3 separate regions of the Mus musculus genome follow, and regions 1 and 3 are each linked to region 2. Evidence: chromatin loops called from intact Hi-C (ENCODE). Cell type or tissue: left cerebral cortex. All regions are shown on one strand. Region 1 has its middle 46 kb from the start of Eya4. Region 2 overlaps Eya4 (EYA transcriptional coactivator and phosphatase 4). Region 3 has its middle 23 kb from the start of Gm35291.

Region 1 (8,000 bases), 280 kb before region 2:
CAGAAATCCGCCTGCTTCTGCCTCTCGAGTGCTGGGATTAAAGGCATGCACCACCACGCCCGGCTGCAAATTGAACTTTTTTAGGACCACTGCTCGCTCTGGTCAACCCTGCTTGCTCCAGTTGGCCTGCTCACTCAGGCCCAGATTTATTTATTATTATAACTAAGTACTCTGTTTCTGTCTTCAGACGCGCCTGAAGAGGGTGTCAGGTCTCATTATGGGTGGTTGTGAGCCACTATGTGGTTGCTGGGATTTGAAATCAGGACCTTAGGAAGAGCACTCTTACCCGCTGAGCCATCTCACCAGCCCAGTGTTTGAATAGTTAATGTGTTTTTGATTCCTGTGATAAAAGCACCATTATTATATTCTAGAAGAGCTGATTATCATAAATAAATTTGGGATAGAACAACAAGGCAGAGAAGCTGACCTTCCCTACCCCAACTTCACCTTTGGCTGCCCTGAGAAGGCTGTTCAAAGCTGAATAAATTCTCTCTCCCCTCAGCCTGCCTCACTGTATTCTCCGGCATCCCCACGGGCATATTCATCATAGGCCTTGAATGTTTTGTTTATGTGTTTAATATGCGTCTCTCTGCTTTAGACCTCTTGAACGTAAAAAACACTATCATTTCATGAACAGTTGTTCCCATAGCGCCTGCCTGAAGGATGGAGAGAATGCGCATATGACTCTCCGCTGAGACCCACGTACCCATGAGAGCAGCTCCAGAAGCCCCTTCGCTGAGCTGGACCAGTGAAAAGCAACTGCGCGGTGAGAGGGGAGCTGACAGCGAATGGTAACTTCCATAATCCAGGAATACACATCCACCGTTCTGGAAGGAAACTGTCCATGAGCCACAAAGCTCTGAGGGTATAGCCCAGGTCTACAGGGGCCATTCTTGCCGGACTCCCTTTACAAGGAGGAGGTCTACAGGGGCCATTCTCGCTGGACTCCATATACAAGGAGGTTGTATAGATGGAGGATTGTTGACTAGAAGTTAGAACTTTTCTAGTAGTAGAGGGATTTAGACTTTATAAAGTTTTAAATGGGAGGAGAGGCCCTTGGTCCTGTGAAGGTTCTATGCCCCAGTATAGGGGGATGTCTGGGCCAGGAAGCAGGAGTGGGTGGGTTAGGGAGCAGGGGGAGGGGGGAGAATAGGGGATTTTTGAAGCGGAAACTAGGAAAGGAGATAGATAGCATTTGAAATGTAAATAAAGAAAATATCTAATAAAAAATAAGAAAAGAAAAAAAGTTTTAAATAATCGATGTGTGCTTTAATTCTCTTTCTTCTTGTTTTACTTATTAAACAAATCAAATTTATTAGGACATTTTTGCAGTTTGGGCATGTTTATCTTTTTTCTTATTTATTTATTTATTTATAACTCCAGATTTTATTCCCCACCCAGTTCACCCTCCGACTGTTCCACATCCCATACCTCCTCCTCATCCCCCTGTCTCCATGAGGATTCCCCCTCCCCCACACACACACACTGCACCAGACCTCTAAACTTCCTGGGGCCTCCAGTCTCTTAAGGTTTAGGTATATCTTCTCTGACTAAACCCAGACTTGGTAGTCTGGATATATGTTGGGGGCTTCATATCAGCTGGTGTATGCTGCCTGGTTGGTGTTCCAGTATCTGAGAGATCTCGGGGGTCCATGTTAATTGAGACTGCTGGTCCTCCTACAGGGTTGCTCTCCTCCTCAGCTTCTTCCAGCCTTCCCTAATTCAGCCACAGAGATCAGCAGATTCTGTCCATTAAGGTTGGGTGCAAATATCTGCATCTGACTCTTTTAGCTGCTTGTTGGGTCTTTTGGAGGGCTTAGGAATTTATTTTCAATTTTATTTTACGTGGGTTTAAATGCATGAGTCCAGGTTCTTCAGAAATCAGAAGACGGTGTCTGATCCCCTGAAACCGGAGTGACAGATGCTGTGGTGCTAGGAAGTGAACTCAGGTCCTCTGCAGGAGCAGCTGTCTCTCTCGCCAGCCCCACTTTTCTGTTATTTTTGGGCTTGGTTTTCAAGACAGGGTTTCTCTGAGTAGCCTTGACTGTCCTACAGCTAGCTTTGTGAATCAGGCAGGCCTCGAACTCACAGATCCCCCCTCTTTGTCCAGTCCCCCTTCTAAAACTTATACACACACACACACACCCATCCTGAAAGCCAAGAAAACATCTAAATGAGCCATAAACAGCACACAGATCATGCGTATGGCCTCTCACTGGTAACTTTACTCGGAGAGTCATCTATACTTTGTACTCTATACATTATACTTTAAGCATTACGAATTTATGCTCTGGCTTGCACTTGAGTGTAAAACTCCATTTGTATTTAAGTGTATATGTCTAAGACTGGATCCTGCAGGTCCTGACTAAGACCTGTTCAGACCTGGATGACGATAAGACAGTCTCACCTGTGAAAATCCAGCCTTATTACTGGGGTTTGAATCTGCATTTTCCAGCAGCTTGTTTTTCTGACCTTCAGAACTTCCTTTGAGACTCTGATAAACACAGAACTAAGCTGAGAAGAAAAGGTATTTACAACAGCCCCTCTGGATAGCTGCAAAGCTGCTCAAGTATTGTTGCAGTGACTTGGTGGGGTGGAGACTGCTGGGAAAATAACAGCACTTGGACAAAGCAGGCTGGGTTTATCTCAACTTTTTATATCCCGCTAAGACGTAGTTCACCTGTGAAGAGTGATTATTAAGTTTCTTTCAAGGTAATGGGGCTCAACACTCCTGAATGCTGCAGGTGTGAACTCCTAGGAGGCTTTTCTTTGAGGGAAAGAACGTTAATCATTATTCATGGGTGAGATAGCCTATTTATTCGAAAGAGAGAGAAAGAATTCTTGTTTTATCTTCTTAAAACACGAGACCTTCAATTTGGTAAGCCTTAACAATAAATGAAAGATTCTCTCTTAGAATTGTGTGTATGAAAGAGTTGTTTTTAATCTCACACTTATTTTAAAAATACTTGAATTTTATTGAATCACTAAAATGTCAGTAAAAATATATAGTTAGATTTGTTATTAATTAATTATTCAAAAAACTTTCCATAGACATCAGGTCATTCTCAACTTGACATTATTAGTATCTTGGAACACAGGTCCACCCCCGTCAATATAAGCAGGAAGTGGTAGCGGCATGGAATGTTGTTAAGAGTAAGCAACTCATTGGGTGGGGTCTAGTCTAGAGTTGTCTCCACATTTTAATTCCTTTGAAAATTAACTGACAAAAGGGCACTCATAAACATTACATCACTTGGCAAGCTTTTACACAATATAATTATATTATCGCATACTTTCTCCTTTTAGTTCCTTAGACATTGAAAATATGTTCAAAATATGCAAACATGTTAGGTTGCTTTTTCTGTTTTTTGTTTTGTTTTAAATTTTTATTACATTAATTGAGAGAGAGAGAGGATGTACGTGTGTAACAGTGAGCTCATGCCACAGCATATAACATTGGAGGACGATTTGTGGAAACTCTCTGCTTCCACCAAGAGAACCCCAAGGTGGAGCTCAGGTCATCAGTCTTGGTGGCAGTCACCTTTACCTCGTGAGTCTTCTTGGCAGCACCTCCTCTTTTCCTGTTTGGCATAGGATCTTTCCATAGAGGTGAGGCAGGTCTCAGTCTCATGGCAGCCCACCTACCTCAGTTTCCTTAGTGCTGGGGTTGCAGGCAGGAATCACCATACCCAGCTCATCTGTTCTCTTCCTTTGTTCCAAGCAACCCAATAAATGTAGTATCCATTCTTGAAATTTGTTGTGTAATTGCGGCACGTGAAGACCATTCACCAACAAAATAATAAAAAATTTTTATTAAATTTTTAAATTTGCCTTTTGTTGCTGTTGTGGTTGTTATCATTGCAGACAAAGAAAAAGAAAAACAACAACAACAACAACAACAACAACAACAAAAGCAGAACCTTTCCTTGCAACCTGCTTACCTTCAGAACACGTGCTGTGAAGTTAGACTAATTCTTCTCCACAGTGGGGAGAGCTACAGAACTGAAACGATTATGTCAAACAAGCAATGGTTAGGAAAGTTACAACATCGATGAGAAGAGGAACTGTGCCTGTTAACAGCAGTGACAAGGAAATGGATGCCTACCCAGCTTAGCCTAGCAGCTATTTAGGCAGCAAATGGTAAATTTGAGGTACAAATTAGTCCCATATCCAGCTCACTAGCTGAACTCTAAATAATAAACCTTCACCTTTAATTTTCAGTAAACAGAAGACAGTAAGGTACTGGTTTACAAACCTGTTAAAATTTATTCCACAACTGAAGCCTATAGGAGTTTGATATTAGAATATTTTAAAATCTTAATTAAATAAAATGAGCATACAAATTTGCTTGGAAAAAATCCCAATATAGTCAATAAGCAACTAAGAATTTAGTCAAGCCAGTGAAAATGTCAACTCTTTTCTTTGGGGGACTGGAGCATTTACCCAGCAAGACTCCAGAAGCCATACATTTCTCTTCCACTGGAAAGCCCTTTCACCATGGGCTGGTTGAGACATCAACTTACTATCTCAGGGGATAATGTGTTCCCATATTTTGTCAATCATCAGTGTGGAGAATGACAGAGAACTTGTAAGGCCCTGCCAAGCCACAGAATGGAAAGCCAAATAGAACTCATAAGTTACAAACTACTACCCAACCACTCTAGTGCATTTCTATCTGCTAAGAAAACATGTTCATCCAAGTACATAAAGCTGAAGTATCTTATCCAAAGACCAAGCTACGCCGGTCCACGGAGTCACAGACACACAGAACGCGGCTTCCAGATCCGGCCAGCTTCCACCAACTGATCTCCAGTGGCTTCTTGTTGCCCTTACTGCATTGAGGTGGCTTTGTTTTCCTAACTGTGCTGGGCGGCTGCTCTACCCTTGGCAAGATATTTACTCCCTTTCTCTAGCCCGTTCTCTTTGGCAATGAGAGCTGAGTCTATTTTTAGGTCCTGCCTATTCTCTTGACTGTCTCAGGCTAGGTCCTCAGAGAGGATTGAGAGCTTCCAAACATTCGTGAACCATTCCCGTGTCTGTCTTTCCTACTTCCTGAGATTGTACTTCTTCCATTGAACACCGAATCTCAATAGGAATGGATTCCACTGTTACATCTCTCCAAGCTCCATAGGGTCTGAGCCCAAAACAGGTCTGTTAAACACTTGGTCGGTATTTCTCTAGACTTAGGAGGGAAAGCACCCAGCAGCTTCTCCAACAACTTTCTCAAAGTGAAGTAGAAATTGCTCTCAAATGCTAGTTATAAACGTGTAATCTGAACTCCAGCCACTCCGCAGGGCTGCAGAAAAATTTATGACGTGCTAAATATTTCCTTTGTTCTTCCTAGTGGTAGCCTACTGCAGCAATTAGAGAGCAGTCCACTCCACATGCAAACGCTGCGTTTTCTGAAGAATGGCTGATAACTGCTCCACAGGCCCTCAGAACAAGATTTTCTTGTGGTGCAGGATTAAGAATTTTTAATTTCCTTTCAGAATCCTAGTTTCTGAAACATTTTTTAAACTGTTCTTCCTCCAAACCTGGTGCCTTTTCATTGCCCTTTACAAGGCAGGAGAAAGGTCAAGGTGACTTCTAGAAGCCTGGATGCCCAGGCTACAAGCACTGCCATCCATATAAAGGTCCCAAAACCATAGAAAGGTCCTTTGTGCTACTATCAAAAACACCTCTGACCTCCTCTTTCTTATTTCCATAGAAACTGACAGCTGAGTCCCATCCTTCATAAAACAGCAAGAAAATCTGCCAATATCATCCTTCTTTAGAAGCCAGACACAATTAATCAGCAGCAGGAGGCAGCATGGCTTCAATTAGCTCCATAGTACACAATAAATTCTCAGTCGTTCGCTCTGTGTGTTGTTGGTTTTAGCGCTGGGCAGTATTTTAAATGCTGTCTATGCATTCATTCTATGAGGATGTTACTATTTTATCCCCATTCAGAAATGAAGAAACTGAAGAACAGAAAATTTACATAGCTTGCCCCAGACAATTTCTACCCATTTAATAGGAGAACTGGAAATGGTTCCAAATAATGGACTACGCCTAACAGACAAAAGTGTGCCATGAACTTCCTGCATAATCCTAGCAAAGTTGCTGAGCTTCTCGGTGCCACAACCTCACCATCTATAAAATGGGATTATCATTGTACTCACATTACAGGGGTTGTGAGAAGGTTAAATGAATAATACATTAACACTTAAAACAATTCCAGGCAGATGTAACTGTTCATAATCCACACTTGGGGGTCTAGAGAGGTGCCTGGGCAGCTGAGAGGATATACTGCTCTTTCAGAGGTCCTGAGTTCAGTTTCCAGCCCCAGTTAAGGTGGCTCACAACTACCTGTATAACTCCAGATCTGGAGGCATCTGCACTTCTTGCTTTCCTGGGCACCTGCATTCATGCATGTGTTACCCTCTAAACAAGCATACATACAATGAAAATTATAAAATAAACCTAAGTAAAAATAGTTCATTCCAGTTTTCTCCCAAACAAGCCTTAACACAATTCAGGCCAAAACAGTACATCAGAAGGCTGAACAAGGCACTAATGTATTAACATAGCAGAATATCATTAGGAGTCATTTTATCACTACATCCCCCCTGTTTAGACAAGTATTATTGAGTTTTACCCTAGGTCCCTGGAATATCTAGTCTCATGTTCTTGGTTGCCCAGGCAATATTGGATGTGGGCCTTAAGTCAAACCAATTATCAATTGGTTACACCTATAAGCTTTATACCACCCTTGCCCTAGCAATATCTTGCTGGTAATACACCATTGTGGATAAAGGGTTTGAGGCAGCCTTAACGCTGTTTTCTTCAGATAGTGTGCAGAGTACCTTCTTGTACAAAGACAGTGGAACACAGAGGTAAAGGCTCTATGTAGGCATCAACGTAGCATCTCCATGTTCAAGGAGTTGTATAGAGGTTGCCAGAAGGGGATCTTCTTTAGAAAGACAGGTGTTCAGACATAATTAGTCAAGTTAGGATGAGGTCACACTGGAGCAGGATAGGTCCCTTGTTTAGTGTGAATGTAGACTGCATACTTCGGATACACAGATACATGAGGAGACTAATCTGTGATGCTGAAGGCAGAGGTTGCTATGAGGCAACAAGTAGCCAGGGAGGTCGAAGTCTTCCAGCATCAGGGATAACCCGGGAGAGAGTTCAGTATCCCCTTCTTTCTCCAGACCGTCATAAAGAACACACACTGCTAACAACTGGATCTTCTATCCCCTACTGACAGAAAACACTGCTAACAACTGGATCTTCTATCCCCCACTGACAGAAAAGCAATGATACATTTCTATTCGGTCACTTCCTTTTTGGCAATTCTGAGAGATTGTATAACTCACAGAGTATGTTTCTGTTCTTTTCCCTTATTGGCCGAGATGGAAATTCCCCAGCAAGGCATAGCAGTGAGGAAAGTAAGGGATTATGAAGGAGATAAACTCTCCTTTTGATGTTCTAATCTGCTGTGCAGTGAAGCTGTAGTGTCCCCTTCTCCCAGCATGCAGTCCCTGCTCTTAATTGTCCCATATATAAAGAACACACTTTCCATGTTCCATGGTTATTATAAAGATTTACTCTACCTATTCTCCCATACCTAGATGGAGCCTCCCTCTTCCACACTAGTTTCTCATCCCCCCACCCCTTTATGATGCTTTAAATCTTGTGTCTTGTATCAAGCCAATCAGCAGTTTCTATTTTCTGACTACTTCTGAAGACAATGTGAAGTCTTTATAACGGGAATTATAGGTACCAATTGTGGCATTTGGGCATTCAACATAAGGTGACTGACAGTCATTCCATGCTCATTGCACTTCCTATAACAACCTGACAGAGCTCATAGGCATAGAGCAGCATGCTCGTGGTTGGACTCTAGCTGGCCAAATGCTACTCCGTGGAACACAGCCACTCACTCATCAGAGAGTGTGTTCTGCTGTAAGAGCTGGCTTTTCTAATTTTGTATATAATATATTTGGTCATATTCT
Region 2 (8,000 bases):
CGCACAGGTAGATGAGCCCAGGAATACAAAAGTATATTTCCAAGTGGCATGGACAAGCAGTGGATTAATGAGATGCACACAGTAACTTTCAAGTCCCTTTGGTTACTTACCTCAATGCCTCCTGTCCTGGGTGCCTAACTTTAAACATCATATTTGTTCCAATACCCCTTTTGCCAGCCAGCTTCTTACAAAGGCTCCATAACAGGAATTGAGCTAAGCCTGCTTCTGCTGACATACAGAATTGCTCAAAACAGTCCGTATACCATTAGCTTATTGTGAGCATTGTTTCTCTTGTATATTTAATCTCTCAGGGTCTTTTGTGAGAATTCACATGTCTATTTGAAACATTAAAAACTTCAGTCCACGATACACCATGGGCACTGGCAGCTGTTCCTCTCAAACATCCTTAAAACTTGCAAATCTGAATCTGAGCACTCAACACTTCATTCCATTCCACCCACCCCCACCCCCGGCAAGAGAATGCTCTCTGTTCAAAAAAATGTTATTTCAGTTAGAATAACTTCCAGAGGAGAAAGCACCAGGGAGTTGGGGTTCACAAATGTGAGAGAAGAGTGTTCTGACTTATACCTGGAATAGATGAGGGACAACTTTGTGGTTCCCTTGTAAGACAAATTTAAAGCATTTATGATTAACACCAGAATTATTTTAAGAATTTGAGGTCTTTGCTAAGCTGTGTTCAAAACCAAAGCCCTTGAATGTTTTTGGAGCATGTGAGGTTTAGGTTAAAATGACTCCTGCATGGTTTCCACAATGAAAACTAGTTGATGAACAATTATTTATCTTTCCATATATATATAATTGAAGTTCAAGTTTCTTTCACTGGACTGTAATCCCTGGGCAACTGTCCAGAGTCAACACACAGCATTACTAAGCATAAATATAAAGAGAAGATAGATTTGGAAGACCCTCAAACCTAACTTCAAGTACAGAGTGCACGGTCCATGAGTCTGATAAGCTGTTGTCCTCTGGAGTAAAAAATGAATTTGGGGGCAAGTTATGTATAAATTAAACATGTGGGCTAATACTTGAAATGTCAGGAGAGCTTTTTAAAAAATTAGAATGGAGAAATACTGTTTTAGAAAAATAGCTTCTGGTGGTTAGAGGCGCTCACAAAAATCCCCCTCACCATTTTGGGGGTTTTATAGAATAAGCATATTATGTTAAGAGATGGAGGTTATTTACATAAGGAACGCTTTCAGAAGTTCAGCAAAGTGAGAAGCTGCAGGTACTAATTTCTCTCTAAACGCCTCCCAAGAATATCACCATGTCTGAGCTGGAAAGATGGCTTAGTGGCTAAAATCACTGGCTGCTCTTCCAGAGGACCTAGGTCCAGTTCCTAATACCCAGACGGCTGCTCACAGCTCTCTGCAACTCCAGTCCCATGGCAACCAACCCTCTTCTGGACTCAACGGGTACCAGATACATGCACAGTACACAGATATACATGAAGGCCAAACACCTATACATGTTAACACTTGTTTAAAGAATATTACCATGTCTGAAGACACTTAGGTTGTGAGAGCTCCTTAAGTGCCTCCATATTCTGGAGGAAAATGGGGTTTCCAGCTTCCATGCTAACTGCTTAGTCAGGTTAAAGCCCCGGGGTGGCAGCTTGAAACGCTTGCATCTGAAAGGCTGATTTTTGGAGGTGCAATGCCTCCTGTTTCAGGGTAGCCCTCATCCCTCTCAACTGTGGGATACCAAGATAGCTCAGGCGGCCTCATCTCCTATTCTGTTCTTTTTCTTCTTTCTCTACTGATGACACACACACTTTCCACAAGCCTCGCCATCTAGGGTATTAATTTATGTCACTATAACGTTGTGTTAGGAACTCGAAATGACTGAGAAACTCTGCCAAGTACTATCACTGCCTAGACTTCTGCAATGTGGTCAAGAAGCAAGTCTGTTGCTTTTGATTCAGGTTTTTATTTTATTGGTTTATACTCACTGAACGTGATAGAGTTACATGAGGACATTTTCTTTTTCCTTCCTTCTTCCTTCCGTCTTCCTTACTTTTTCCTTCCTTCCTTCCTTCCTTCCTTCCTTCCTTTCTTTCTTTCTTTCTTTCTTTCTTTCTTTCTTTCTTTCTTTCTTTCTTTCTTTCTTTCTCTCTTTCTTTCTCTCTTCTCTTTCTTTCTCCCTTCTTTTCTTTGTTTCATCTTCCTCTTTACAGAGCTTCTCTGTGCACCCCAGCTGTCCTGAAACTTTGTCTGTAGACCAGGCTGGCCTCCAAATCTCAGCAATCCACCTGCTTCTGCTTCCCAAGCTCTGGGATTTAAGGTGTGTACCACCACTGCCCAACTATATAAGCCCATTTCAACCAGTTATGTTGCATACTTTGAGCATATCTCCCATTGTATAAATGCCTTTCTTCTAGTTTTTAAGTTTTTTGTCCAACCTGTTTACTCCCCAAATGCCTGGGTTGATTATTTCCTGCCTCTAGAGCATGCCTTTAAAAATCCATATATCCTGGTTGTCTCTCCCACATGCACCCTCAGCTGCATCAGGTAGAATAAGTCCCCTCAGCCCTTACCTATGAACATAGGTAAAGGTTTATTTGAAAATCACTAACTGGTAATTTATGTAAACCTTAGAACTTCTAGAGTAAGTACACGCAGATTTTTGAAGTTTTTGTTTTCATTTTACATTTATGGGTGTCTTACCTGCATGTATCTATGTGTTCCCTGTGTATACAGTGCCCAGAGAAGGCATCAGCCTCATCAGGAGTGCTGGGATCTAAACCTGATTCCTCTGGAAGAACAGCAATGTTTTGCAATGCTGAGCCACCTCTCCATCCCAAATACATTTTGAAGTCACATACGAACACTTTCCTGACTGTGCTCACCGCTTAATTTGTGTCTTATTATTTATTTGGTTCACATTTGTTTTACTTACCTGTGAAAAGACGCAGTGCACATCACACACATGTGGAGGTCAGAGGACAAGCTGTGGGAGTCCTTTCTCTCCTTCCAACATGTGGGCTCCTGGGCGCAAGCTCAGGTCCTCAGGCTCGGCAGCTTGCTCTGTACCAGCTGCTGAGCCATCTCCTTGGCCTCCAAGTCTGTCCATTAAAGGTAGTCTGAGTCCATTGAAATGGGGTTAATACATCCTGAGTGGGGGCTGAAGACTCTACATTTGGTACTTGATTACAGACCCTTCCAGGTCTATTATAATACATTTGAAGTGGCCCAAAAGCTGGGAAATGTTAACACTGTCAGTAGTAAAACACTTGCATAGCATGTGCAGGCCTAGCTTCAATCCCCTGCCAATCAGCCTGTCTCTGTCTTTGTCTGTCTCTGTCTCTGTCTGTCTGTCTCTGTCCCTCCCTCTCCCTCTGTCCCTTTCTCTCCATCTCGCTTTCTCATTGACTTATTATGAATTATGATCATTTGTAACTGCTAATTGTGGACTTACTCTTCTGAGAGCTAGGCATTTTAAATCTCTTCAGCAAATTTTGCCTCAAATCACGAAATCTTTCACGGCAGCCTTGCAGATCATTTAAAGTCAGAACAAGATTTTTTGAACCTCTAAGAGCCCAATTTCTATGTGGAAGCCCCTATTTGCGTTAAGCAAATTCTAACTTGAAATCAGATCCAATGTGGGCAAACTTAACAAATTTATTTTCCTTGGAGGTTGTATTGCTTTTGGTATGTAAATCTTCAAGACTACTAATATTCATTGACATTTAAAAAACACTAAAGCCCGATGAAAGAAGGTGTCAGTCTCTATGGCCACTACCTTTGTTCTGTATCAGAAAACCAGGACTTTAAGTAAAATGACACCTTCACACCAGCAAAGAGCAGGAAGTCTTGGAAAGCTCACAAGACGCCGTGTTCTGAGGTCAGGACCCCTCCACTTCCACCAAGCGAATAATAAGAAACAGTGACCACTTCAGATGCTTGGACCCCAGGCACGGTGCAGACTTTCAGCTTAGCAAGGGCACTGGTCTCAAAGATTAGAGAGCTATTCTTATCAATGATGTTAAGATTAAACTTATTTTTCAAAGCACCCCAAGTTTTCAGACTGCTTTATGGATTTAGATCTCAAAGAGGTGGTACCATTTCCCTGCCTGCTTAAGAAAGCAGGTATCAGAGGGAAGGCAGAATGGACCCATACTGCCACCTCGTGGCCATAGCCTGATGCTGTGGGATGATGGGAAACCTGAAGGTGTTAGCCACATTTGGGTGATAGGTAATGTCTGTTGTTCCCTTTTCCCAGGAGTGTGATCAAGTTCATATAGATGATGTTTCCTCCGACGACAATGGTCAGGACTTAAGGTAAGCTGCGCTCTCAGTCTTCCGTTTCCTACAGAAATTCAGCTATGGAGTTTTGCACATGTAATTATTTCTTCTGTTTCTTTTTAATGTATTTTGGGTGTTGCAGTACCTACAGTTTTGCAACTGATGGCTTCCATGCAGCTGCAAGTAGTGCGAACCTTTGTTTGCCAACAGGTGTGAGAGGAGGAGTGGACTGGATGAGGAAGCTGGCTTTTCGTTACAGAAGAGTAAAGGAATTATATAACACCTACAAGAACAATGTTGGAGGTACGTGGGGCCGATTCCACCCAGTATCAGCACTCTGACACTCAAGCTGTAGTTTCACAGTGGAAATTAGCTACTGGAAAGAAAACCATGAAGGAAAGCCAACCATGAAGGCTCGAGTTGAAAAGCAACGAGCCTGGATTTCTGCTCTCGGGATTACTAGGGAAGCGTTCAGTGCACCCTGAAAAAGGACTTGGCCGTTTGCGGAAACCTTGTGTTTTAGGATGTTTTCTCTGTTTCGTCTGTATTACTCTGACATTATCAACAAAAAACAGACAAGTGAAGGAGGTGTTCAAGAGGTCCTTGTAAAGATAAGAGCCACAATTATTCAGTTAGTGCCAATCTCTGAGAGAATATTCATGCAGCAGTTTGTGAAAGTTCAAAATGTGCAACAGATCTATTGGATGTTTAAAAAAAAAAACCTCACAAATCGTCTGACAATGTATCTCTACATAGGACATAGTGCTCTCTGTAATCTTTGGATTTTAAAAGTTCCAATACACTGTTGGTAGTATCTAAATCACATTATACTTATAATTTTATAATAAATTATTCATATAATTTGAGGTCCTTAGCCTCAGACTGCAAGTCTAGCTGTGTTTCTAGATACAGGAAAAAAAATGGATCGTCTTTATTGTTAGAATCAGTTTTTAGGTCAACGCATTTTCAAGATTAGTTCCAGAGTCACACACACAACTCTTCCAGCAAGCTGTTTGTTTTCCTTTTAAAATGAAGCATCTTTGAGGAACAAAAACCTAAAGTAAGCCAAAAGAAAATGAATTTTCTAAATACGCATACGCATTCTATGTGTATGCTCACACGTACACCCTAGAGTAAGATAAATATAATGTCCATCCACAGCGAACCCACTGCCCCCATCTGTTTCCACCTTGAGGATGGGGTTGCGTGTCTGTTTTCCTGTGTTTGCTAACACTGAATCACATCAGATGCTCAGGGAACCCTCAGCAACTGTAAAAAACAAGGCAGAGTCACAGACTTATGAACAGTTGAAATGACAGGAAGCTTTGCAGGGAAGGCATCATTTCCACATAGATAACTGAGCCCTGCAGGCTCTACTGACACCATGTGGCTCTCGTTCCTGCTTAGCTCCTAACTCACTCTAAGGCTCTGTCCCAGACACTTTTTAAAATAATTGTAAACAGTATGTTTAAACTTTTTTAAACTAAACATCCCTCTGAGAAGTATAAAACTATTTAATTTGCATACTCCCTTTACAGAGTATTGTTTGAATCATTTATATTTTCATACCCCCTTTATAGAGTATTGTTTAAACTCTTTTAAAATTGGGGAGACTGATAACATATCATCTTCTACCTTAGAAAATTTAATCAATATGAGAGCTTATTCTCTGTCAGTTATTAGCTTCTTTTTATTGAAATGTGGAAACATAAGACTTTCTAGAAAGTAGCTTTAATTTTAAATATCTATAATTGCATATTGTTTGTCCTTGCTCCCAGTGTTTGAAATACAATTTAAGTAAGAAACCTTCCTTTTGAATGGATGTTCATGTGATCTCATTTTATCATGAAAGCAAGGTTAGATTGCATTTCTCTTTTTTCTTTTTTCATCTTCCCTTCATTTCTTCCCTCCCTCTTTCTTTCCTTTTCTTTTTTCTCCTTTTCTCTTTTCTCTCCTCCCCTCCTCTCCCTTCCCCTCCCCCTTTTCTCTTTTCTCTTTTCTCTTTTCTCTTTTCTCTTTTCTCTTTTCTCTTTTCTCTTTTCTCTTTTCTCTTTTCTCTCTTCTCTTCTCTTCTCTTCTCTTCTCTTCTTTTCTTTTCTTTTCTTTTCTTCTTGTCAGTGTCTGGAGCCTCTTGCATACCAGCCATGTGTGCTACCAATGGCAGATAGCCCAGCCTCTCTGTAAAATTTAACCTACCTATTTCTTCCCACCTCTTCTTATAGTTGGATAGAACACCTTTGGATTTTCAACATAGCTATTTAGTTCTAAAAAAAAAAAAAAACAAAAACAAAAACAAAAAAAAACAAAAACAAAAACAAAAAAAAAAAAAACAAAAAAACCATAAAGTATCATTAAACGCAGGCACCGGTTTGGCAAGCACTGCAACAGCTGTGTCGATGCTGGGGCTACTTTCCCAAAGCAGAACTATGATTCTGAAGAGACCATTCTACGTGGTGAATTTGTGTTCCTGCTGGAGGAACCCCACCGCTTCCTCTGACTGACATGCCCCAGCCTCATCAGTGGGACTCAGGCCCAGAAGCTGCCGAGCCTTTCAGCAGCTGTGTGAGATTCCAGTCTCAGACAGGGAGGAAAACTGGGGTCCCTGAGTATCTTGCCAAGAATCTGACCCCTACATATTGTCTAAAAAGAACTCAATACTGAACAAATAGTGACCAATCACTTCTGAAAGGATGAATCCATATTGATATGTCTGTACCTTTTTATGACAAAACCAAAATAAAAATTACTTATTGTAGACAGAAGGGACACCAAACTTCCTATTCCAGAGGCAGTGTTCACCTCCTGACTGCCTGTTTTTTCCGGTGTTTCAGGACTCCTTGGCCCTGCTAAGAGGGATGCATGGCTGCAGTTAAGGGCAGAGATCGAAGGCCTAACAGATTCCTGGCTAACGAATGCACTTAAGTCTTTATCAATTATTAGTACTAGGTAAGTGGGATTACAGCCTTTCTACTTGAATTATGTGGAATACCTGGGTCCAACAGCATAACAGAGAAAAACCATACCAACTGCTAGTAATTCACCACACCCGTTGATTTCTGTGTGTATGTGTGCTGCATGTATTAGTGTGTGCTATGTGTGCCTGCATGGGTACGCATGCGTGACTGCGTGGGTGGGTGCATATAAATGTGGGAAGCGATGGCTGGTGCATAAGATTAACCTTTACTTTTTATCATTTCATAGTTTTATTTCTGATTTACGTTAATCAATAAAGACACAGTTAACTAATGTGTGGGTAACACTTAGGCATAAAAAGAGATGTTATCCAGAGAGCAGATACATAAAAAGGTTGCTGGAGTGAAAGAGGAGCCCCGTATTTAGGACATGAAAGTAAATTTATCTGTCAAATCTGGCCTGTGGTCCCTTCCTGGTCACATGATCAGAAGCTTCACCAATAACAGAAAGTCCTCTTTGGGGGCTGCCCTTGACTTCCTGGCCTAACTGGGGCAGACATGAGCACTCTTTACTTCTCAGTGTCACAATATAATGTAAAGTCTGACAGACATGTAGTCTTCTGGGTTCAGCTTGGTAGTCCCTCAAATTTGGTCTACACAAAAGGGAAGGCTGCCAAGAACTCAAGAGGCAAGCCTGGGACAAAGTTGTCCATTGCAACTGTTTGAAATGTTTGGCTCAAAATAAGTTAGATTTGACTGTGTGTCTATAAAGGTTAACAATTGGGGTCGATGTGTAGAAAGCTTAGGAAGGACATGATAATGCAGG
Region 3 (8,000 bases), 570 kb before region 2:
TTCCTTGGTGATGAACAGCAGTATGGAAGTGTAAGACAAATAAACCCTTTCCTCCCCAACTTGTTTCTTGGTCATGATGTTTGTGCAGGAATAGAAACCCTGACTAAGACACTATCACACCTTTGAACTGGGAAGCAGAAAGGCTGGGTGGGGCTAGTCTCTGGTTTTTGTAACAATCCTTTCTTGAGGACTCCAAAGAGGTCACAGAGAACTCTCCTAATTCCTTTGAAAGTCATAGCCTCATGAAAGCCTCCTACAATTCCTTAGTTCTTATAGGCACCCACAAAAATTTTTTAAAAAAATTACAAGAAGTGTTGGATATAGTGATTTTCTCATAATATGACATCTATAATAGAAGAAAAAAATGAACATTGAGGTCCGTGTGTGTTCTTGTTACTACTTATTAATATCAGTTTAGAGAAAGGCGTGCCATAAAGGATCTTTGTCTCTAATTCACATGAGACCTGCTGCTCTGTTAGAATGTATTCATATAAAATGCACTGATTAAGCAGACATTTGTGAGACCCTGGCAGTGCAGATCTAAAGTAGAGTGCTTTCTAGCATGTGTGTGAAGGCCAGAGTTCAATCCTGAGTACCAGAAAAACAAACAGAAACCATGAGGTGCATACTGTGTGCCAGGGACTACGGTCAGCAGGGACTAAAAGCAAACATATTCAGACTGTTGTCAGGAATTTCACACTGTGTTGGGAGTGAACAGTTAGAAGTCAATAAGGCCATTTATTTGTTTATACCTGCAGCGTTCTATATTTTATCTACATCTCAGTGAGAAGGGTACTAGTGCAGAGACTCAAGGGACAGTGTGGAATTGTGAACAGGTTGTGTCGCATGTAGGATGGTGTGATCAACAGTGGCTTATTTCCTCCTAATGATATTCCTTGAGGTGATATTACCTTTCTCCTTATCTCTTAGGAGCACCTAGTGGTTGACAAACTTACTCAAGGTCAGCCAGATAGCTTGGCTTCCAACTCGGGAGTCTTACTCCAAATGACGACTGTAGAGTTTTGTTTAGTCTTTATTAAGCTTCAGAAAGCTATGTTGTTCGTTCCTTAAGGAAGCAGGAAAGAGAATGCCAAAAATTATTGGCAAAGAATTTGAACTACTGAAATTGTTAAAGGTTGTTTGATACAGTGAGTAAGGTGTAAAGTACTTAGGAAACATGCCAAAACTTTGAACTTAAGCTCTAGGTACAGTAAATTAGACACACGATATTTTTATCATCTGTTGTCTTCAATAGTAATTCCTTTAATCCACTGAAGGATGGTAAATGCCTTGGAATAAATATTAGATGCTGTGGTTGCCATGGGGTGTGGTAAGAAGATACAAGGCAAATACTCACATCTTTGTAGCTTGTAAATAGTTTCTACAGTGCCTACTACACATTTCATTGGTAGAAGGTACTTTTGAATACCATCCTCTCATGTGTCATTTGGTTCTTGCTACAACTCTGGACGGGGAACCTTGCAGATACGACACATGCTTTATACTACAGACTCCACCTGCCCAGAGGCATGAGAAGAAAATTCCAAAAGCTGTGACAGTTGTCAGTTAGATCGCCAGCTCTTATCAGATAAGACAGGTTAATTGCAGTCGATAGTATTTATCTGACGTTAAGATATCAGGACTGGTCTCGGTCATCAGTGCTAAGAAAATCGATCAGTTGACAAACTGTCTGCAAATGTGAGGTGTGAGGTGCACACCATTGCTATACTGTCCGAACACCAGGAGATTTTATTTGCTAACATTATCTTCTACGTCTCCATCTCTTCAGTGTTTCTCACTGACAGTGTCAGAGTGTCTACCTCTTTCATTACTGTCTGAAGAGAACTAAGAAGCACCAAGGATGGCTGGATGTGTATAGATGCTGCTGCCAATGGTGTACTGCTGATAGTGGCCCACATTTTACCAGCAACAATAAAGGATTTCTATCTGTTACCTTGTTGCATTACGACAACCAATGAAGTATATATAGTAGCTCTTGATGGCACAGGTTAACAGGTTAATAGGGTAAGGATTGTCCTATGGCTCAAATGAACCGTTTCATGTTTTTTTGTTTTTTGTTTTTTTGTTTTTTAATTTTTTTGTCCCATAGATATTTCTGTAAAACTAGATGAGGTTTGAATCATGAGCAAAGGTTCTTCTTTAAAACCCCACAGCTTCCCACTTTTCTCCATCCAAATAAACAACCCTATCACCTTCTGGTTGCCTAAAGCTGGTTTCCTTGAATCCTTTCTTCTTCTAAGCCCCACACCAGTTCCACTAGGAAATCCTCATCTCTTCATTCCTAAACCATACTGGGACTCATCCACTTCTTCTCCTTCCAGATAATTTAGTCTAATTCATTTGGCGCTAGCAGCCTCAACATTGAGGAGCCTAGCTACTGTGTCATTACACAATGCACATGTCTAGCGATAAGAGCAGCAAGGCTCAAAAGGCTTAACATGTAGCCAGTGAAGCTGCTGATGTCTGCTAAGGGTCTTGCTCTACTGTGGTAACCATTCACGGTGAATTTCATTAAAATGTACATGAATGTACAAAACTCTTCAGTAACTAAGTAAATTATATTTTACATTGGCTTATAAAATGGAGGATTTCCATAGGGTTACCATCCCCCCTGCTTCCAGAAACACACGTGTCTTGGTTTGGGTTAACTCTCGTCCTCTACCCCTTATCTTGTACCTTTATCTCCTCTTAACTCTTAAATTTTCAGTATCACACCATTCTACTTCTGTATCATACATATTTAACTGTACTCTTTCCCTTAGGATTTCTTCACCCCTTTCTTTCTTCTTCTTAATTATTTTATTTATTTACATCCCAAATGTTGTCCCCATTCCCAGCCCCTCCCCTTTTACAGAGTTCTTCCCCCATTCCCCATCCCCTTCACCTCTGAGAGGGTGCTTCTGCTCCATCCTCACTCTGGGGCATCAGGTCTCTATAGGATTAGGCACATCCTCTCTCACTGAGGCCAGACAAGGCTACCTACATGCCAGGGCCTTGGAGGACCAGGCTATGTAAGCTCTTTGGTTGGTGGCTTAGTCTCTGGGAGCTCCTACACATTCAGATTAGTTGACACTGTTGGTCTTCATGTGGGGTTGCCATTCCCTTCAGTTCCTTCAATCTTTCCCCCAACTCTTTCATAGGGGTCCCTGGCCTCAGTCCAATGCTTGACTGTTAGTATCTGCATCTGTCTCAGTCAGCTGCTGGTAGAGCCTCTTGGCACCATTTTCTAATAGCCCCTTTCTAACTTCCTGCACTTTACAGCACTGCATGTTACCCAAGATTGTCTCAAACCTGATATGTAGCTGAGATTCCCAATCCCCAGTTTCTCAAGTGCTAGGGTTATAGGTGTGTCCGTCTAGGCCCAGTTCCACATAGTAGGCTTTAAATAAACATTTGTCTTCTGACTGAATGCTTGTGCTGCACACATGTATGATGGGATATTGTGTTGAGTAATGTTTACCTCTGTACCACCTTGTCATAACCGGTAGGAGGAGGTAGCTCCCATTCTGGTTGTTGTCAGAGAACACCTAGAAAGGAAAGAAGAAAAGGTTTCTTCTGACTTACAGACTACAGTGAAATACAGTTCACCAAAGAGGGAAAGGCATGGCGCCAAGACTCCCCCTGGCTGTGGTGATAGGGATGTGAGGTGGCTGGTCCTACTGTGTCCATAGTCCAAAACCAGAGAGACATGAATGCTGGCCCTCAGCTTACTTTCTTTTTATTCACTCTTAGATCCTAGCCCGTAGGACAGCGCTGCCCACAGTAAAGGCAAGCTTTGTCAGCTCAACCTCTCCAGAATCTTCCTCCCACAACCTAGATAAGATACACCCAGTGGTGGGTCCCAGAGTAGTTTCTCTTGATGTGTTTATGAATTCAACACCGTGGAATAGAAAGCACTGTGAGATCCTACACCTGGGAGATCATTCCATCGCAAAGTCACTAAAAGTAGAGCCCTTCAAAATTCCAGACAGCAAAGAAAGCAAGTCTGTCTTTTATAATAAATATATATATATATATATATATATATATATATATATATATATATCATCTCATATAATTGGGAAATTCTGTTAAAAATGTATTTTCTCTCAAAAAACCCCCACAAAACAACAACAAAATGCAAAAAAACCAAAACAATACAATAACCCCAAAACCCTGAATGCTCATCCGATGTTATGACAAGTATTCCATCAGACAATGACATCTGTGACAATAGTAAATGTATGTATTAATCTGAATATTAGGCAACCATCAAAAATAATTTATAGACTATAAGAGATATTAATAGCCTACAGATTATAAAATGCCTATTAAAAGAAGAGAGAGAATTTACACAAGAAAAGGGATACCAGTACTGTTCTTCCTAGGGAGCTAGACCTCTGTCTGCAGTTAACATAGCAATTAGAGATTTCCTTAGCTACCTGAGGAGCCACCATACAAAGACCAGAAACACTCAAGTAGTCCCAACTAGATGCTTAGAACTGAACTCAGCTCTCCTACAAGAACAGTGTGTGCTCTTAACCACTGAGCCATCTCTCCAGCCCCCAACAAAGCTAAATTTAATAAAAAAGAAAAAAGAAAAAAAAAAAAAGAAGAGAGAGAAAACAAGGGATCTAGCAAGCATTGATACTGGTTGAAATATTTTATCAATTTTAAACAGCGTTTTAAAAAGTGCCTTGCTGCTCGGTAAGCTGGCAGCTCTGAGTACCTGTGTGGATGTGAAAATATCACTGGTCTGTTGCTTTGCCTGGGGACTAATCAGTGGGTGATGGTTTGGGGAGAGCTTTTCCTGCCGCACACTTCCTGTGTTTCTGTCAGCTGTATCAGAAAGGAGCAGGACTCGAAGTGAAACCTGACGTTCTGATGGTGAATCTCGCAGACAGATTCTTGGCGGTGCTCTCCACTCCACTTGAGCTTCTGCTAAGCATGTGGTGAAAGAGTGTTTTCAACTGCACCAGCTGTGGCGAGGTTAATAAAACAAAAGAGGAGAAACGAAAGCTCTCCCGGCAGAAAGCTTCTGGCTCTGCCCATTTTTCTAGTTACAGGCAACATGTCAGAGAGCTGGAAAGGCTGTGTTGTTTAGGCCTTGAAGTCGTTCTTTAAACACATTGAGCTTCCGAATCAAAATTTTAAGGAGAATTAATTAAGTAGCACATCAAATGCAGCGTGCTGACCCCGGAAATGCAAAGTTCTAACTTTGCAATGGCATCTGGGAATCACAAATCTTATATTTATTCTATAGGCACCCTTGATAGTTTTTCTATAACTAGATAGAGAAGCACACTGGCTTTCAGATGGTCTGACCTGCAGACCTGTGTGAAGATGGTCTGGCTATGGTGGAGAAGTAACCTGTGCTTTCTGCCCTCTTCTATGTCCCTTTGCTCTGGCAAAGCATCACAGAATGTGGCCCCTTGCCCGTCCTGCTGCTCTGGAGGCAATTGCTCAATCATGCCTTATTCTGGGGTCAGCTGCTGACCCATGAGCCATCTAAACTGAAGGGAAGAATTAAGAAACCCTTTGGGGGCACCAATTGCAGAGGCTCTTCCTCAGAGGTTAGAGTTCAGGATACAGAAGAGGATGGTGTAAGACCCCCGAAGCTGGGCCTCCGCTCAGGGATGAGCTGGCCAACACCCCAATGACCCGGGAGAAAACCACACCTGATGCAAACTGCAAGAGGTTTTATTATCAGCTAGCTGAGGACGAACCCCTCGCACATTACACCTCACAGGGCAGGGGAGTTCGACCCCAGCGGTGACAGTAGGGGGCTTTTAACAGCTAGCTGAGGAATTGGGAGGAGTTGGGAGGAGAGTTGGGAGGAATTGGGAGGAGTTGGGAGGAGTTGGGAGGAATTGGGAGGAGTTGGGAAGAGTTGGGAGGAGTTGGGAGGAGAGTTGGCTACAGCTCTTTTCTGGCAGCGAGTGGGGCGGGGTGGGGGTGGAGTAGTGAGCTGCAGCCTCCTCTCCGGTGTCTATCTCCATGTCCTTGTAGGTCTTCCTACAGTTATCGCATCTCTGGCTGTAGCACACAGAAACAAAAAGGCTTTTTGCTGGCTATAGAGAACAAAGAGCTTCTTTCTGGCTGCATTTTTAGAGATCAGGGAAAACAATTTTGGGGAACATCCAGGGGCTTTACCTTCCAGAAAGAAACGCTCTAAGTCGGGGTCTCACAATGGCAGACCACTGACTAAATAATCTCTTGGCCACTTTCATGGGTCTTCTTTTGTAAAGCTAAGTTTCAACACTTACCATACCATAGTCATGCCGGCTCTTATCGCTTGTCATATCCTGAAAAGAAACACATTAAGAGGTACCAACACCTTGTACAGGTTTCTATCAGGAAGTGTGTGTATGCATGTGTGTGTGTGTGGTTATATGTATGTGTTTGTATGGGTGTGTACCCATATGCGTGTGGATATGTGTGCACACATATGTGCATGGAAAGTCAACATCAGGTAACTTACACTATGGCTCTCCACCTGGTTTTGAGAGATGGAGTCTGACTCTGAACCTGGAGCTCACTGCTGCAGCTAGCCTGGCTAGCCAATGCATTTCAGAGACCTATCTGTGCCTCTCAATGCTTGGGTTATGTAGGTCCTGGGATCCAAATCCAACCCTCCATGCTTCTCTGGCAGCCACTTTATGGACTGAGCCATCTCCCCAGTCCTAAGCAAATATTTTCCTGTCGCCTCTATTACTTTCTGTTCAACTAGAAGACTAATTAGTACATGTGTCATTTGGGAGGTAAGGTGTTTATATTTCTTGAGTTAAACTGGAAGCAAATGAAATTTATAAGCATCTAAAATTCTCAATAGTCTAGAGAAACTTTAGAAAGTTATTTCTCATTCCAGAAAATTTACAGTTGATCTTCATCATTCTGTCCACAGTAGTTTCTACTGAACTAGAATGGATCGTTTGGGGCACTGTTTCTGAATTGTTCAGGACTCTCAATGAGTCCATGACCAGGACCCTTCTGTTGACTTGTGAAGTCCTTTAAGGAGCTTTCTGTGTGGCTGGCCTTACTGTGTCTAAGACCTGAGCATCATGAACTTGACCATAAGCAAATGCACACAGGTCTCACACTACGGCACAACCTGATACCCCAGTGTCTTGATGTTATCACCTTCATAAGTTAGGAAATAGTTAATCACAACATGGAGGAATCTGCCCCTTTGAACTTTGCTTACAATACAGTAGTGACTATTGTTAGATTTATACACATGTGATACACTGAGAAGTCTGCTTGGGAGGCATACTATATTAGGGAGGTAAGCAGAGTAGGTGGGTAAAATTGGAGACATTTTGGTGACTGGAAAACTATGTCAGAAACTATGTTGTTGCACCAACTACACTTGATACAGTCACATAATTATCACATACCTATTTGCATATACAGATCATAACATATCCATCTGCATGTAAAGCTTATCACATACTATTTTCATACAAAGATTATCACATACCTATTTACATATAAATATTATTGCATACCTATTTACATAAAAAGTCCATCACATACCCATTTGCATATAAAGACTATCACATACCTATTTGCATGTAAAGAGTTTCACATGCCTATGTGCATATAAAGATTAATACATACCTATTTCCACATAAAGATTAATACCTATTTGCATATAAAGATTATCACATATCCATTTGCTTATAAAGAGTATGACACACCCATTTGTGTATAAGAAAGACAGATTTTCGCCATCCTTTCACTGGTACAGCTACTTAGACTGAGAAAAAAACACTCTGCTGTCTTTTCCCATCCCCACATTTTCCATGAGAATTCAACAACGTGGTCTTTATTTACTTATTTATGAGAAATTAGTGACAATTGAAAAGATTTCACTAAATGAGTTCAAGATGAGGCATCCTCAGAGACAACGTTTAAATATCATTTAAATATCATTAGCAGCAAAGCAAAACTGTATTTTAAGTGTGATTACTTTTACTGTGATTATTTTTCTCAATCTT

What was found. Hi-C counts contacts between places; a loop is a spot of excess contacts. Peaks named below come from ENCODE experiments on the same cell type or tissue, not always from the same donor. Only the 100,000 strongest peaks of a DNase experiment are listed, where the experiment ranks them.
Region 1: it touches region 2 in a loop (4-fold over the local background); 16 of 42 quality-filtered maps call a loop at or near these places.
Region 3: it touches region 2 in a loop (3-fold over the local background); 7 of 42 quality-filtered maps call a loop at or near these places.

The regions. Positions count from the first base shown.
Region 1 is chr10:23,391,656-23,399,655 of GRCm38, reverse strand. No RefSeq gene overlaps it. Among named protein-coding and RNA genes, the nearest start is that of Eya4, 46 kb to the right of the region's middle. In left cerebral cortex, no CTCF peak of the experiment used is centred here; a DNase peak (open chromatin) is centred at 4,914.
Region 2 is chr10:23,113,118-23,121,117 of GRCm38, reverse strand. Eya4 (EYA transcriptional coactivator and phosphatase 4) reads left to right here. Exons shown (of 19, transcript NM_001347372.1): 14 at 4,240-4,298; 15 at 4,405-4,565; 16 at 7,094-7,208. Among named protein-coding and RNA genes, the nearest start is that of Gm24655, 50 kb to the left of the region's middle. In left cerebral cortex, CTCF peaks have their summits at 4,148 (motif pointing left) and 5,657; DNase peaks (open chromatin) are centred at 412 and 4,145.
Region 3 is chr10:23,684,117-23,692,116 of GRCm38, reverse strand. No RefSeq gene overlaps it. Among named protein-coding and RNA genes, the nearest start is that of Gm35291, 23 kb to the left of the region's middle. In left cerebral cortex, no CTCF peak of the experiment used is centred here; a DNase peak (open chromatin) is centred at 4,891; H3K4me3 peaks cover 481 bases.